2 separate regions of the Homo sapiens genome follow, and region 2 is linked to region 1. The links are chromatin loops, found by intact Hi-C in ENCODE. Cell type or tissue: mammary epithelial cell. All regions are shown on one strand. Links, peaks and the distances in the headings refer to the core of each region. The heading gives the core; the rest is flanking DNA. Region 1 overlaps PER3 (period circadian regulator 3). Region 2 overlaps RERE (arginine-glutamic acid dipeptide repeats).

Region 1 (8,523 bases), core at 1,662-6,661:
CGATGGCATTACAAGATCCATGGTCGATGATAAGAAACTGAATAATGCAGCAAGTGAGAAGGGAAGCTATACTGAGATGAGGACAGAGGTCAGTGTGTGAAACTGTGATACTACCATGAGATCCTAGGCCCAGGCAGCTGTGAGCAGGACTAGCAGGACCAGACAATGAGAAAAACATTTAGACACTTTAGCTTTAAAAACCTCCTAAAAGAATTCTCTCTGCTAGGACATGGAATAATAATCTATATAGTAAAAATTGTATTTAAGATAAATTCTTTTGCAGAGGAGAAATGTAGGGGTTTCAAGGGACAATAAAAAAAGCAGCTGTGATTCCTATCTTGTGCCCTTACATGTAACAGCAGAAGAAACCAATGGAATGCTCAACTTCCTATCGAGGTGAAAAGAAAAAAAATGAAAGAACAGGACTTGCTCTGTCTGGGGAGTCCAATGGGCTCTACTATGGTTTGAATGTGTGTGTCCCCCATGACTCCTATGTTGCAACTTAAAACTCAATGTGACAGTGAACAGCCACGGCCTTTAGGAAGTGACAAAGTCATGAGGACTCTGTTCTCATGAATGGGATTTGCAACCTTTCAAAAGGGCTAGAAGGAACTAGCTAAGTCTCTTTCTGCCTTTCTGTCCCTTGTGCCATGTGAGGACACAGCGTTTGTCCCCTTCAAGGAAGTGATGTTCTCTGAGAAGCACAGACCTGGCCCTCGCTAGACACTGAACCTGCCGGTGCCCTGATCTTGGACTTCCTCGCCTCCAAAACTGTAAGAAATAGGTTTCTGTTCTTTATCCATTATCTAGTCACAGGTATTTTGTTACAGCAGTACAAACTAAGAAAGTTCCCAGTGATGTCACCTCTGGGAGCAGCAGTTTGACTTTCTGTGGTGTAAATCATGTCAAGTCCTGAAGCATATAGCTGTTATCATTATTGACCTCAAAAATTTCACCCCACTGTGTAAAACGTCTACATTTGACAATGATAGAGGTTAATAACATTTAGTGACCAAGATCCATCACAACTTCCAAGTTATATTAACATTCAGGAAGAAAAATGAAGGGAAAGTTAGCTAAATTTAAATGTCAATCTAATTTGATTTCTATATTATTGAACATCCCCTATGCCATACAATGCAACTAGGTTAACTTTTCAATATGATGCCAGTTTTACTACTGATCCAGCTCTTTTTGAGTGCTCCTTACCTTGTATTTGAGAAAAGTAAATACATGTCAAGAAAAGAGCCAAAGTTTTTCACTGAATTTAGGTCACAAAGATTTTCTGTTTGAAATGACAGAAAGGGATTTTCATTTTAATATACTTTATTATTTAAAATGCATTCTAAAATCCACTCTTTTTGTTTAAAGAGATGCCCATGTAGGGAGGGAAATCTATAATTCGTTGGTATTTACAGAGAAGTTAATTCTTCAGTAAAAGTGAACTGCAACTGTTACAAATACATTCTAATACCATTTCCTTTCAGAACAGTATTTGTTGCTGCCATTATTATTACTACTATTGCTATTACTATTGCTATCTAGGCAAATCAAGAAATATGAAAAGCAGCAACACAGGGTCATGACTTTATGCTCACGAATCACATACATGACGTCTATGCAGAGAGTGACAGCCCATGGAAGGAGATCCTTGGGGCTGCCGGCTGACTCACCACCACCATTCGCTGACTCACCACCACCATTCGGTTCTGTGCGTGTCCCCGTCACTGGCTTGAATGATGATTTGGTCATTGACTCAATGTAGAGCTGCTGACCCAGATTTTTAATTTTGTTCACACTGGCATAGACCTGCTGCAAGGTCATCTTAGGGAAAGGAATGATAAAATATGTTTCAAAAATTATAAAAATGTCCACTAAAAGATACATAAACAAAATACACTTAGCTTCTGTTTCTTTGAAGATATAATGACTGAAGCACAGTAATCACTTTAATCCAGTTTCCTGCACCATGCCACAGTATACTGGTACCAACAAATTCTAAATAAATCTGTTCACAATATGCTAATTTTTAGAACGCATACAATTAATTCAAATATCACTTTCCAAAGGTGATATTTTCTTTTTACAGACTTTTTTTTCCAAACCAAAATGGATGAAAATATCTGTTATCAGTTGAGGTCTTCAAGTCAGGAATATATACTAAGATGTCACCACATTCAGAACCGAGGTAGTACAGAAAACACGATGCCTGTATAAGAATGTGACATAAGCCCATGCACCTGCTCCGCCTTCGTCTCCTCCACACGGTGCCCACTGGCCTCACTGGAGGAGGCGATGCTGACAAGCTGCTCCTGCGACCCGCTGCTCCCCAGGCTCCCGTAGCCGCTGGACACGCTCACGTGAACTGGCTGGAAGGACAAAGAGGAACAAGTCCAGAATTGCTGGCTGTTCAAATGCAGCCACCGCAGAGCTCATCTAGAATCATGTAAAAATTAAGATGACAATTCCTGAAATACTAAATTAGGTGTGTGCAGGTTGGTACTTTTAATGCTGATGCTGACACGAAAGGCACTCCTCTGTCATTTCGGCAATTTTCAAGAGCAAGGTCTTATGTTCTAGTCTAGGTAGGTATTTCCAGGACAACATATTGTTAAAAAGCCATAGTATAATTAATTTTTTAAAACAGGAAAATAAACTCTAGTTCTTTATGCCCAGTTTAGAATACAGAGAACAAACTAACTATATATTATACTTTTTCCAAGAACGTGGCAGGTATTTCATGCACCCTAGAGATTTTATGGGAGACATTCTGAAAACCACCGAGGACAGTTACTCTACACGACACCATTAGTTCTATTTACCACTTATTCATTGAATCTCTTGTAGAAAACACCTTTAGTTATTTCAACACATACATTTTCCCACTTTTACCTTACAATAGTTAAGAGAAACTGAGACCTACCATCCCTCTCCTCCCATCTTTAAAACTGAAATTATTTTAAAAATCCTGAAGCCAAAACCCAAAGGCTGAGCACGCTGGTGCCTTTGGAATGTAATAATTCTCTCAGTCACGTGGTTTGCTGTCTTACAATGGGTTCTTACAAAAATATTCTGTGTAACACAGAATAAGGAACAAAGAATAAAATTTAATTTAAAAACGAAAAGAGAAAGACAAAAATTTCTGGAATGTAGAGGGCAAAGATTTGTCTCCCTTTACAGTTTATTTTTGTGAAGTGAATTTACTGAGCATTAAAACAAAACACAATTCAGGGAACTTTGCATTTTTAACAATCTCACCTTACCTGTAAGAGAAGTTTGTAAATTTGTTCTTGTAATTCTGTTATGTCTTTGTCATTATCGTTCATCTTTTTAATTTTGGTAGCAAAAACATCCTCATTTAGTGGGCTCCTAGAAAATGCCCAGTGAGAGACTGAGTCAAACAATTTAAATGAAGTCGAAAGTGATTTTTAATAGACTATTCCAAGAATAGATCTATGCTTTTACAAAACAATTCTTTGACTCCAAAGAAAAAATATGAGGCTAGAATTCTATTCATGAAGGTACAGAAAATAATAAGAAACAAATGAGACATTAACAGGCCCCTTAAGTTTCTCTAAAGCACTCATCTTTCTGTAATGGTTTCAGTGCTATATATGTACAAATCTGAAATCAGGGACAAGTAACCTCCTTAGCTACTAAAATATCTTCAGCAAATAACTGGTTTCAAAATTTGACAGTAACTGAGTAACTGTAACTTACTCTAAGAATTTTAAAGACCCCAAGTTTTCCAAACAACATTTAATGTTTATTGCACCTAACACTTAAGCTATCTAATTAAGACAGTTCTGCAACCCACCCTAGTGGTGAAAATGTAGCTATTACAATACCTTCGGTCTTATTTATACTCAAATTTTAGAGCATCTTCAATCTATGACCTGAATACAGTGAATGGCACACATGCCAACAGAGAGGATTACAAAGAAGGGAAGGAACTGATGTTTACTTGGGACCTTCTATGTGACAGGCACTGTACTATACTAGTTTTTTTTTTTTTTTTTTTTTTTTTTTGAGACAGAGTCTTGCTCTGTCACCCAGGCTGGAGTGCAGTAGCATAATCTTGGTTCACTGCAATCTTTGCCACCCAGGTTCAGGCGATCCTCCTGCCTCAGCCTCCCGAGTAGCTGGGATTACAGGTGCACGCCACCACGCCTGGCTAATTTTTGTATTTTTAGTAGAGACGGGGTTTCGCCATGTTGGCCAGGCTGGTCTTGAACTCCTGACCTCAAATGATCCACCCGCTTCGGCCTCCCAAAGTGCTGGCATTACAGGAGTGTGCCACTGCACCCAGCCTGTACTAGTTTTTATAACATAGAAGAATACCTGACATTTTGAAAATCCTTATTATTCCAAGTGCTTTACACGTATTTTCTCCTTCACCTGATTAAATACCTTTTCCAGGTGGCCTGGCAGGTAAGGGGGAAGCAGGTGTTCACGAAGGGACCAGAGTCTGGGCTCCAGAGTCCACCCTGTGTGCCACCACACTGTACTGCCTGTGGGTACCTTGGTAAAGCAAGTCCCATTCGTGAGGCATACTGAATCAGCTGCATCAGCTCACGGAGTTCTCACAACAACCCAGAAAGTAGGAATTATCCCCGATACACAAAGTCAGGGGATGAGGTACTCTGAGGAACTGGCCCAAGTTCACATAACCGAGAAGCAGCAGTTAGGATTTGAATCCGCCTACGTCTGACCCCCAAGCCTGGGCTGTCCTTTTTCCATTATGCCAGCCTGCCGTTTCTCAACTGATACATGCAGCTCAGTTACCTAAAAACTGAAACAGTTTCCCAAAGGCAGAAATTATCAAGACAATCATAGGATGCTGACAGTATCGTAAAAGCAGTCAGGAATATCTCCACGTCTAGGGACTATTCACTCACCCTGCACATTTCCATCACAGTGGAACAGCTGCACCAATCGCCTTTCTCTACTTTAGCATCTAGACTGTATCTAGATCAATATCTATCTGCATGGCGTCAGGTACACCATATGTCTGTGGCAAGCAGTACCTGAATATATAACCTTATTTCACAACTTGACACACTATACGTTTTATGTAACTGTCTCTCCCTATATCCCACTGCCAGGTAAGTGCCACGGGGTGAGGTATTTTGTCTACTTTGTTCACTCCTGGATCTTCAGTACCTAGAACAGTGTCTGGTCCATAGCAGGCACCCACTACATATTTGCTAAAGGAACAAATACATGGTTGATTGATCTGGGAATAAAAGTACACCTGGTTCCTAATATAAACACATTGTGAGCTTGAAAACCTTTCAGAGGTATTTGGAATTTGTTTTTTGAGTGAAATGGAAATAGAACAGATTGCTTTATGAGATTTACATATTCCTAGTTGTGAAAATTTCTACAAAACTAAATTGTGTATGTATGTGTGTGTGTGTATGTAATATATATATATATATATATATATTTTTTTTTTTTTTTTTTAAGAGACAGGGTCTTGCTCTGCTGCCCAGCCTGGAGTGCAGTGGTGCAATTCTGGCTCACTACTGCCTTGAACACCTGGACTCAAGCAACCCTCTTGCCTCAGCCTCCTAAGTAGCTGGGACTACAGGCACGTACCACCATGCCCAACTAATTTTTGTTTTTAAATTTTTTGTAGAGAAGGGGTCTCACTATCTTGCCCAGGCCAGTCTTGAACTCCTGGCCTCAAGTGATCCTCCTGCCTCAGCCTCCCAAAGTGCTGGGATTATAAGCGTAAGACACTAAAATGTATTTTAAGTCAGTAACTATGTAATGCAGAACTGATTAATCTGCAGGCAATAAGGAGACAGCCTTCATGAAACAGCAACAAAAATGCCATGAAGTATTTATTGCTTTGCTGTGTATGTGAAGTGAAGTAGGAGTAAGAGAGAAAACTTGGCTGCAGTCTCCACTTTCACTCCTCCCGAAGTGATCCCTGGGAAGGCTACTCTAGTTTACTGAGTATGGATTTTACCTGTAAAATGAGAGCTGAGGACACCTGACCTGCTTGCCTGCAGTGCTGCTGGGAAGGACTGAGAGAGATACAGGCAGGGTCCCTTGCTAAACAGTCTTGCAGCCCCCTTCCCATTTCAACTGTCACACTTACCAAACTCTAGTTATATATGACAGTGCCATTTTTATTTACTGTCTCTCCCATTACAGTGTGGGTTTCCTGATGGTAAAGAGAATGTTTTGATTACCATTACATTCTCAAGGCCCAGCACACTGTCTTACACAGAGCTTTATACTTTATAAATATAATGAATAATTAATATTTTATGAGCAAGATTAATACCTACTAGACCTTAAATCCTTTCCCTCACATAATCTTTGTTGTTAAGATGTAAATACCAGTGTAATTTTTTAAAATACTGAAAACATTCTGAATATTCATTATATGTTGCATAATTTCACATATATTTCATCAAAGAACTGAAAAGAGAGCTTCAGAAATCCAGGCCGTATCTTTAACCCTGACTGGGGCTGGGGAACACAGACCATCAACGAGCCCCAGATGGAAGCCTCATGAAGGCATCTTACTGGCTGCAGTTTCCTACGTTCATGCCAAGCAACCATCGGATTTCATGTTCATTTCCCAATAGGTTTCCGTACTTGGGGGGTATGGGGTGGGGAGAAGGGACAAAGTCCTTTCTGAGCAATACCAATGGTAATTACTTGGCAGCTGTATTTCTTAATAATCAAATTCGTTTTCTAGCACAAATCAGTCTCATGAGTTAGGGCGGCCAGGAGCCCATTTCTTCCATTAAGTTCTACACGTGCTCTGCGGAGGGGCCAAACCCTGGAGTAGAAAGAGGTAAGAGCAACCTTGAGACCTCTTCTCACCATGGCTCGGCATCATCTCTACTGTAATATTAACAGGTGATCAAATACGTCTTACTGGTAGATCTACTGTTCTCAGGTTCATGTTCATGTAGACAATGCTGTATAACAAGATACCAAAAAACATAACTTCTCGATCTCAGCATGATACTGGAGTCAAGTAAAATTTCCATGCTTAAAAAAGATAGACATCAGAGGGAAACCTAGAGCCAGGTCAAAAGGCCTAGAGTTCAATTAAAAATGGACCACAGGGTTGGGCGTGATGGCTCACACCTGTAAGCCCAGCACTTTGGGAGGCCAAGGTGGGTGGATCATTTGAGGTCAGGAGTTCGAGACCAGCCTGGCCAACATGGTGAAACCTGTCTCTATTAAAAATACAAAAATGAGCTGGGTGTGGTGGCGTGCACCTGTAATCCCAGCTACTGGAGAGGCTGAGGCAGGAGAAACGTTTGAACCCAGGAGGCGGAAGTTGCAGTGAGCCGCGATCAGGCCACTGTACTCCAGCCTGGGTGACAGACTGAGATCCTGTCTCAAAAAAAAAAAAAGGACTAAAGATTCAAGGGCCTAGGGGTAGGGGTACTGTAGCCTACAAGAAGTTGTGGGCCGGGCTGGTCTCGTTCCATTCCACATGATGCTGTTACGTGGATGGGCAACAGCAAGCAAACAAGCTGGTGTCAGCTGTGCTGGCAGGAAAAGAAGTATTAAAAAATGGACACAGTCCGGGCGCAGTGGCTCGTACCTTCAAAATTCCAGCACTCTGGGAGGCTGAGGCAGGAGGATGCTTGAGTACAGGAGTTTGAGACCAGCCTGGGCAACATGGCAAAACCCCATCTCTACAAAAAATACAAGAAAGGGCTGAATGTGTTGGCAGGCACCTGTGGGCCCAGCTACTTGGGAGGCTGAAGTGGGAGGATCACCTGAGCCAGGGGAGGTTAAGGCTGCACTGAGCTGTGATCGCATCACTGCACTCCAGCCTGGGCAACAGAGGGAGAACCTGTCTCAAAGAAAAAAAAAAAAAAAGACACAAACAAGTGGAATTTGATGGCGGAAGGCTGATATAAAAAGTTTTACATGCTCACTAAAGAGATCTTTAAAAAAAAAAAAAAAGAAAGAAAGAAACACTTGTAGGTCCTAGTACCTACACTTAACCAAAATTCATATTTTATTTCCTTTCAATTCTCTTTTCCTTATTTCATAGTATGTTCGTTTTAAACATAATTATAATCATAGGTATAAATAATTTTGTATGCTGATTTTTATATTTAAAAATCAAATATTTTTCCATGTTATGTGATCTCTGCAAAAATTTTCATTGACCAATATAATAATACATCAAGCAAATATTCCAGAGTTTACTTAATGATGGATATTTAAGCTACTTTAAGGCTGATATTATGACTTCTTTTAAGGCTCACGGTACACACTGTCAAACTGTCTCCCCAAAGCACCGAAAACAAATCTGTGCTTTATTTAGTTTATGTGTCAATTGAGTCAGAGGGCAGTCAATAAGCTAAGGAATATTATTTGATACAAGAGATGTTTTAGAAAATATGAAAACTGACTGGCTTACGTTCGAACTTTATGCCGACCAATGATGAAAGAAATCTTCCGGCTCCAGGGATTCACAAAGCTGGACCAACTGGAATCCAGTATGATGTAGTCTCCGTTTTGAGTACAAAA
Region 2 (8,523 bases), core at 1,760-6,759, 540 kb before region 1:
ACCCTAGGGGCAGGTCTGCATGGTGACCCCACATTGCACTGGTAAACCATTTGAGTCCCACTCTTCATCCTGGAAGTGGGAACTGGAGTCCCACCCACAGTGCATTCAGAAAGCATGCTGTGTGGGGGCTGCTTCTCAGGAGGCCAGGCCCTTCTGAGCGGAACCGTCCTGGAGAGAGCCTGCCCTCGTTTCCAGGCTGCAGCCGTAACGCACTTTCTCCCAGGCTGAGGGCGGGTGTTCTGGGGTGTCTGCCCTCTGTCGGCCCTGCTTCCTGCCAGGACGTGGCCTCTTCCGATCCTTTTCTCTCAGACACTGGAGGTCTCTTCTGCCATTGTGCTGGTCCCATCCCAAGAATTGTAGGACAGAGACCACACTGGGTCGGCGGACACAAAGTCCATCCAGGACCCAGGCCGCAGAGGGAGCAGGAAGAGATGCTGATAGTTTGATCTAGAAACCAGCAGCTACTGGCTCAAATTCAGGTTCTGGCGTCAAATAGCGACATTTCCAGTTTCTCTTAAAAACCGTGTTTGGTTTCAGTTGGGATAGGCTTGTTTTGTCTGTTGAAAATGTTTCTAGTTTTTTTTCTTTCATTTTTCTCTCATTCCATTTCTGCCTTAACTTTAGTTTGTTCACAGGGAGGCAAAGCTGACATGAACCTTTTGTCGTGGGACTTCAGGCCACATTGGCTTGAAGGCATTCGTTTCCTTCTGGGGTGGGGACAGGCCCTCATGGCAGGCTTGTTCCCGTGGCTCTGAGCGAGGCCTCTTCCTGCTGGGCTCCCAGACTCCTGCATCCAGGCCCCCACCTTCTCGGCTTCTGGTTTTTCTTTCTTTTTGGTAGAACACAACATCTACCATTCAGTTAAACCTTCTTTATCTCCTCCTTTGGCATCCATTTTTCCAAAGAAGAGTCGAGTCCTCTGAGGTCTGTGCTTGAAAGCCGTCCGAAGGCATTCTTGTTAGCTTTGCTTTTCTCCCCATATCCCAAGGCGAAGCGCTGAGATTCTTCCATCTAAAAAACCCTCGACCCGAAACCCTCACCAGATAAACTACAGTTTGTTTAGGAGGCCCTGACCTTCATGGTGTCTTTGAAGCCCAACCACTCGGTTTCCTTCGGATTTTCCTCCCTTTGTTCGGGGTTTGGTTTGGCTCCTCTGTGTGTGTCCGTATCTTGTTCGGTGTCCTCGAGGTTGAGCTTCACTCCACTGCGGCAGAGGCAGCGTGCACACTCGGATTTGCTACGTTTCTATATATCTTGAAGCTAAATGTATATATGAGTAGTTTGCCATGAGATAACACAGTGTAAACAGTAGACACCCAGAAATCGTGACTTCTGTGTTCTCTCCATTTGAGTATTTTGTAATTTTTTTGAAATATTTGTGGACATAAATAAAACCAAGCTACACTACAACCCTTGGGTGTCTCCCGTGCACTGTCTCATTCCTGGAGAGTGGGCGGGGATCCTGGCTGTTACCCCAGGTGGGGAAGGGACAGAGGGAGAGTCGGCTGTTCCCTGCTGCTCGGGACCCTGTTTGCATCCCAGAGTGGCTTCCAGAAACATCCTCTGTCTGGGAAGAGGCTTTCCCTGGTGAGGGTGCTGTCTTTCTTTGGAGGCTCCCCAAGCAGCGGGATGGGCCCTAAGCAGGCACTGGCATTGGGACTAAGAGCATCTTCCCCCACCCCTTGCCATTCACCCCACACCTCTAATCCGTGGGCGTTACCAGCATGTATGGGCATGTGGCACCCTGCCTGCTCAGGAGACACATCGGAACCACCCCATCCTAGCGGCCTCCTGCCTGGCCCCCATCTGCCTCCCCGTGGCCTACCAGTGCCCCCACACCCCACCCCCAGCCACCCAGCTCTAGAGCTGCACTCCAGGTGGAGGATGCATCCCAGGCCTAAGGGGCTCTAACCCTCCAAAGGGGCTGCAGGCAGCCTGCAGGGTGTGGACATGGCCACAGGGGGGCAGGCGTTGGAATTGCGCTGTGGCTTCAGAACCTGTTGAGGGCATTTTCCTGGAGCCTCAGGATTGTCCCCGGAAATGTGTGTCCACCCTTTGTCATCTGGGATAGGGCCATCAGTTTCTAGGTGTTTGCAGACATGGGGCAAGAGCAGCCCAGAAAGCTGACTGTTGGTAAACTGTCCTCAAACCAGGCAGGGTCCGCCACGTGGTAAAGACTTGGGGAGCAGCAGGCACCAGGCACTGCCTCGCTCAGGACCTGAGAAAGCTTCGCCATGCAAAGACCCGAGTGGCGCACACGATGACGGCCCTTGAGGCGAACAGCAGGGGTCCTGCTCAGCAGCGTGGCTGACCAGGGCACAGGGATGGGCCCGCAGGCTGGCCACAGGAGCCCCAGGTGGCTCTCAGTCCAGGTCTTGGGTGAGAGGATGGCACTGGGGTGGCTGGGAGAGGCTGGAATCCAGGCGCTGTCTTGGTGGGTCTCCGGGACTGTGCCCCTTAGGAAGCTGCAGGGTTTAACAGGTACAGGTCTGTGAAGTGTAGATTTCAGTGTGGTTAAATGGTTGGATCCAAGCGTCTTGAGGAGATAGTAGGTTCATGCTACAACAAGGCCTCATCAGAGCTGGGCAGCTTCTCAGGCATGAACAGCTGTGGCCATTGTCACCACTCTGCCACGCACCCATGTGAGGAAGAGGGCCGGGAATGCTAACCAGACATCTGCTGGGTGGACGGGGCGGAGGGAAATGGTGCTGTCCTCCAGCAGCACCCCAAAGCCAGGCCCTCGCCTCTTGCTGCCCCAACGACGTCCCACGTGCCCTCTGCCCCTTTGTTCCTGGAAACGCATCCTCAGCTTGAGCATGGTGGCTCAGCAGCCCCGCTGGTTCCACTGCAGGTGGGCTAGGAAGATGGCACTTTGCAGGGCATGGTGTAAGTCCCAGGGCCTCAGCACAGTGTAGGTGTGCAGCTGGGTGTGTGGCTGCATTGTTGATAATTGTCCATGGTAAGTCTAGGGAGGGAGAGACCTCACTTAAGCCTCACCTGGGTAAGTCAAGATCACGCATCTGAAGGGCAAGGATGCACCGTGGAGAGATCAGCGGTGGCCTCCCACACACACACGAGATTGCAAGCTTCCAGGCCCTCAAAAATCAGCACTGGTGAGCTATACAATTGTGGATGTGATCAGCTGATGAGTGGTGGCGGGGGGCGGGGGGGGGGGGGGTCAGGGCCAGAGCCCTTCTGTGTGGAAGCTGAGATGTGGGGAGCCGTCATCTGAGCTAAGAGCCCTCACTAGCCCCAGCCTGACCACATGGTGAGACCCAGGGCAGTGTGACTGGGCACCAGCACAGACTTCAGTGACCACCATCAGCCTCACCTGACCAGCCCAGAAGGCTTGGGTACATATCTGAACTCAGAGCTTTGAAATCAGAACCAGCTACCCAGATACTGGGGATGAAGCTGCCAGGCCCCAAAACCAGTGGAAAAGTCTGTCCTGCACTGGACCCCTGGGGCCCTTCCTGCTGCCCAATGGAGACCGAGGAACAGCGGGGTCCTTGGCCTCCCTACCTCCTCCTAAGGAGGATCTGCCAGATGAGCCAGCCAAGGGATGCAGCCGCACATTTGGCCATCCGGTTGGACTGATACGGGCTGCAGGATAAAGCAAGCCCTTTCTGGTTCATAAGGTTCCCGGACCTCCCGTTAGAAGGCGGGGCCTGGCTGGAGCTGGCATCCATCGTGGATCCCCAGGGGGCCAGGAACAGCCTCCTGCTCAGCCCCTGATGAGCTCCAGCTGCAGATGCCTCACCCGGTCCTCTCGGAGGCGGCATTGTCGGCCTTTGACAGTCTCGGTATCTGAGGTCCTTTACCTGAATCCCCACTGGGTTCCTAGCTGCCCTGGAATCCTTGGCAACTCAAGTTCTGGGACCTGGTTCTCTGCTTCTCCAACTCAAGGTGGCTTCTCTAGTGGCTGTCTTTGTCAAGAGTGGTCATTGTTCCCTTTTGACACCTCAGGGACCCAGGCTGCAGAAGTCCCCCTGTATCTCCCACAGCCCAGTTCTGTGTATGCACAGGCACCCGGGCCCCTTCTTAATGAACCAAGTTTGTGGAAGGCACTTGCTCTGCAGATATTGGAGGGATGGATGGATGGGTGGATGGACCCTGCTGGATGGATGGATGGATGGATGGATGGATGGACGGACGGACGGATGGACGGACGGACGGGCCCTGCAGGGCAAGGTTCCTTGCTGCCAGTCCAGATGTGCTATTGGAAAGTGGGTGTGAAGGACCAGATAGAAGGACCTTTTGGGTTGACTTCGGAAGGCTTCCCAGGGACGCCTCTGCTGGGCACCTGGAGACCCTCCCTTCACATTCTCTTGACTGTGCCTGCCGTGTGGGCCCTGCAGTCCCTCTGACTCCAACCCTGGTTGACACCATCGTAGAAGTGGGGAATGGGGCTTGGGGGATCAGCTTCTGATGAACCCCTAGGGTTTGAGTATCCATTGGAGCAAATTAAAAACAGGCTTTTAGAGCACCTTTTAGTTGTCCCAGAGAGGATTCCTGAGGCCATTTCTTGCCTATCCCACTGTTTTCTGGGCATGTGACCACCCAGTCCCCCCCACCCCCCAATCCCCTTGGACCCTGCTGCTGGGCAGCCGTCGAACAGAGTCCATCCCCATCCTGGCCACCAGGTGGCAGTCGTTACAAGGCCCAGGTGCTTGCCCTGGGCCCGCGGCTGCCACAAGACCTGCAGCTCTGGTGTAGGGGCAAGTCAAGGCCCCCGGCGATGGTGGGGAAGGCTGGAGGGTTTGACAGCGAGCATTGTGTAAGAGATCCGACGTTTCCTCGAGGCAGGCGGCCGGACAGGCGGGTCAGAGATCAGGCAACTGGACAGGCCTCAGCAGAGCGGGTTGTGGAGATGGCTGGGAAGAGGGGGCTGAGTGTGGGCAGGTGAGGCTGATGGCTGTGGGCAGGCAGGGCGGGCACGGCTGTGAGAATGAGGGCAAAGGCCTTGTCTAGAGAACAGGAGGTTTCTTCTGTTCTCCGCTGCATCCCCCAAGGCTTGGGAGGTACCCGGTAGGAACTCAATGTTCCTTGTGTGGAAGAGAATCCCAGGATGGCATCAGCAGCGGATGACTTCCAAGAATCATGACTCCCATAACTAACCGCGCCCCCACTCCCCGACAAGCCCCCTGAGCAGCTGCTGGGGGTCCTTGTGTGCCACAAAAGTACCCACCCCCAGTTCCAGACACCTGCTCCTTCCCTCTACGGATGCCCTCCACCCGCTCCCCGCTGAGGATGATACGTCACGCCCCACGCACCCGAGTGGATTCTGCAGACACACTCTGAGCAGGTGCAGGGAGGGCCAGGACCTCCCGACTGCGGGGGGGCCAGGCAATTGTCAGTTCTTGCATATTCCAGGGAAATCATCCCTGTTCCCCCAGAAACCTGTAGCCCAGCCTGGTGAGTGTAGGAATGCCACCTTACCGGGTCCCGGTTCCCGGTTCTCCAGGGAATGCCACCTTACCCTGTCCCGGTTCCCCAGGGAATGGTCCAGGGTTAGCCCAACAGCCTAGGGAGGAAGAAACACAAAACCCAGGGAGGCGATGACCTCTAGGGCAATTCCTTTGATGACGTTCAGTTTCCATGCTAAGTGCTGTGGGCAGTGCTCGATGGCTGTTAGGTGTGTTTCGTTTCTGAGTGGCATCAAGGAATGGGAGCCACTTTCCAAGTTTGCTGACAGGAAAGTCAGGAGTGGCTTCAGATCTTGGTGATGTGGTTTTTGTTTTGAGTGGCCTGAGAAGCATGAGTCTCACAGAGCGCTGATCGATAAAGCAAGAGGCCTTCTCCCGCTGTCCCCTCGCCTCTGAATAGGATGAGAAGCTCCCTCCAAGCTGAGCTCCCTGGGGAGCGAGCCCTGGGGAGCGAGAAGGCCTCCCTGCAGCAGCACAGTGTTCAGGAGACAGACGGGCAGGAAGCTGCCCGCCCTCAGGGGCTTGGCCGGCTCACAGCGCTCCTAAGGCACTCAGCGGCATGAGGCTGGACTCAGACTCCCCGGGCTCAAACTCCACCCTGTTGTGACGTGGGCCAGGTACTGGGTGTGCTTGCCTCAGGATCCAGATCTGTCAAATGGGGGAATGATACCTCTTTCCCAGCAAGGTCGGAGAATGGATTAAGATTCATTCACACGTGGCCTCGTGTGTAGTGAGGACTTCACAAACAGCAAGCAGCGGTGACTACCCTCATCATCACAGCTTGATTCTTTTTTTTTTTTTTTTTTTGAGACAGAGTCTCGCTCTGTCACCCAGGCTGGAGTGCAGTGGTGCAATCTCAGCCCACTGCAACCTCTGCCGCCCAGGTTCAAGCGATTCTCCTGCCTCAGCCTCCCAAGTAGCTGGGACTACAGGCGCCCACCACCATGCCCAGCTAATTTTTTGTATTTTTAGTAGAGACAGGGTTTCACCGTGTTAGCCAGGATGGTCTCAATCTCCTGGCCTCGTGATCCACCCGCCTCGGCCTCCCAAAGTGCTGGGATTACAGGCGTGAGCCACTGCGCCCGGCCCACAGCTTGATTTTTAAGTAGAGAGAAATCCTCTCTGAGATGTGAAAGTCAAACGAATGTGGCTCTCAGTGAGTCCTAGGCCTCGTGGTTTGGAGCTGGTGGCTGCTCCCACTGCCATCTGCTAGGAATAGACCTGGAAGTCAAGGGCAGCTTTTCGGACCCGGCCAGAGGGCAGTACTCCCACAGTTCGGGAGGCAGGGCAGGTTCTCAGAAAAGAGAGGCTGACAGGGACGATTCCCACGTGTAGAAGCAATCTGTGTTTTGTTAGAAAGTTCTAGGAAGAGGGCCTAAGATTTGACAAGCCAAGAGTAAGCGGGAAGCCCCTTATTCTTCATTTTGACCAGTTCTGGGCAAAGACAGCCCAGACCAGAGGACAGCCACCCAACACCACATTTTCTAGGAAGTCTGAAGCTCTTCCAAACAACATAAATGTGGGGAGGGTAAGTCTGCAGTTCCAGGAAAAGCATGGGACTAACAGGGCCTGAGTCTACAGAGGCTCAAAGGAGCGGTGTGACTTTGAAAAGCCACTAAACCTCTCTGTGCTTCAGCTACATGTGTATCAGGGACCGTGAGACCCGCTTCACTGAGCTCATGACCATGAAGGGTAAAGCAGCATCACATGAAAGCACAGGGAAAGAATCACTGGCTCCAAGCAGGGTGGACTGCACGGAGGAAGTGGCATTTCAGACAGGTCTACATGGATGAATCAGATATTGATGGGCAGAGAAGAGGTGGACTTGGCCTGCAGGAAGATCCTAAACACAGGAACCGATTGTGGCCCACAAAGGTTCTGTGGCTGTAGTACAGGGGGCTGGCAACGTGGCGGGTGGCTGGCTCGGGAAGATGGGCTGGGCTCTGTTTGGTGGAAGGAATTTCTACCTGATTCCTTAGGGTCTGGGGAGCCAGGGTAGGTGTCATGGAAGACTAGAAGAGGGGATGGGCTCAGGCCCGTGTTTACAGCCCCCCAGCTTCAGGGTGGAAGATGGATGTGAGGGTAGACAGGAGGCCAGGAGTCCAGCAGGGGCGCAGAGAGGAGTGGTGGGGCTCCAGGAGGCAGCAGGCAGTGACACTGAGGAAGGCTATGGCCCATGGGGGAGGCCGGGGCTCAGGTGGGAAAATCATAACCAAGGTGGGGAGGCCGTGGTTGGGAGGGAGGCTGTGGCCCAGGTGGGGAGGTAGCCTTTCTGACTGGCCCTAAGTGGTCACAGCAAGATGATAAGACACTGTCATGAACGCCAGACTCCCCAAGGCTGGCAACAGGCCCCAGAACCCCTGTTGTTTGTTGTGGATTTGTGGTCAGGGATGTCTTATATGTCCCCAGAACACAGGGCCCATGCAGTGAGGGAACTGGGGGCTGCACAATCCCAGACCAGGCCCAGCTTGGCGACAACAGGGACCCGGCCGTGACCCCTCATGGCCATTAATCACCATGCGTGGAGGAGCCCTCCCAGGCCTCTGAGAAGGGGCCTTGGTGAGCTTCCAGCGTCAGGTGACGAAGATGGTCAGAGGCCAGATGGCGAGGGACTGCCACACTCACGAGAGCTTTGCCAGATCCACAAAGGGGCACTGGGAGGCAGTGGGCACAGCCCGGGCAGACCCAGGCCCAGCGACGCCTGCACGCAGCAGGCACATGGTGTCCATCTGTGGAATGAACCCTTGGCGGATGGAGGGGGAAGAATGACCCGAACCTCGCCCTCCAGCCCCTAGTCCCTGCCTGTGGAGTCAAAAGGCAGGATGGGCGCTGGCCAGCCACATCAGCTCCAAACTCTTTGAGATTTCAACTTTTGGGGCATTTTACAATCTGAGCATCTTGGTGCCTATGCTCCCTCGAGCCTGTCAAGCAAGTGCTCACTTCAGAGATCACTCCCTGGCTTCATCAGGACACTGCTCAAACGGCACCTCACTACTGAGGCCACCCAGACACGCTGCTGTCGCCCTGTCCTCCTTCCCTGCGCTTGCGCTGCACGGAACCTCAGTGAGCCATGTGTCTCCCTTCCTCTCACATCAGT

Evidence for each region. A loop is a pair of places that touch in the nucleus more often than their neighbours do. Peaks named below come from ENCODE experiments on the same cell type or tissue, not always from the same donor. Only the 100,000 strongest peaks of a DNase experiment are listed, where the experiment ranks them.
Region 2: a loop joins it to region 1, with 15 times the contacts of the local background. A loop is called at or near these places in 3 of 110 quality-filtered maps.

What each region holds. Positions count from the first base shown.
Region 1 is chr1:7,803,739-7,812,261 of GRCh38, reverse strand. PER3 (period circadian regulator 3) reads right to left here. Exons shown (of 22, transcript NM_001377275.1): 10 at 8,414-8,523; 11 at 3,264-3,369; 12 at 2,241-2,369; 13 at 1,674-1,824. LOC124903833 (a long non-coding RNA gene) reads left to right here. Exons shown (of 2, transcript XR_007065450.1): 2 at 658-3,125. Among named protein-coding and RNA genes, the nearest start is that of PER3, 24 kb to the right of the region's middle. RefSeq lists a silencer at 787-987. In mammary epithelial cell, for the core only: a CTCF peak has its summit at 3,823; a DNase peak (open chromatin) is centred at 1,671.
Region 2 is chr1:8,345,291-8,353,813 of GRCh38, reverse strand. RERE (arginine-glutamic acid dipeptide repeats) reads left to right here. Exons shown (of 23, transcript NM_001042681.2): 23 at 1-1,410. Among named protein-coding and RNA genes, the nearest start is that of SLC45A1, 31 kb to the right of the region's middle. RefSeq lists an enhancer at 3,131-3,951. In mammary epithelial cell, for the core only: CTCF peaks have their summits at 1,951 (motif pointing right) and 4,641 (motif pointing right); no DNase peak of the experiment used is centred there.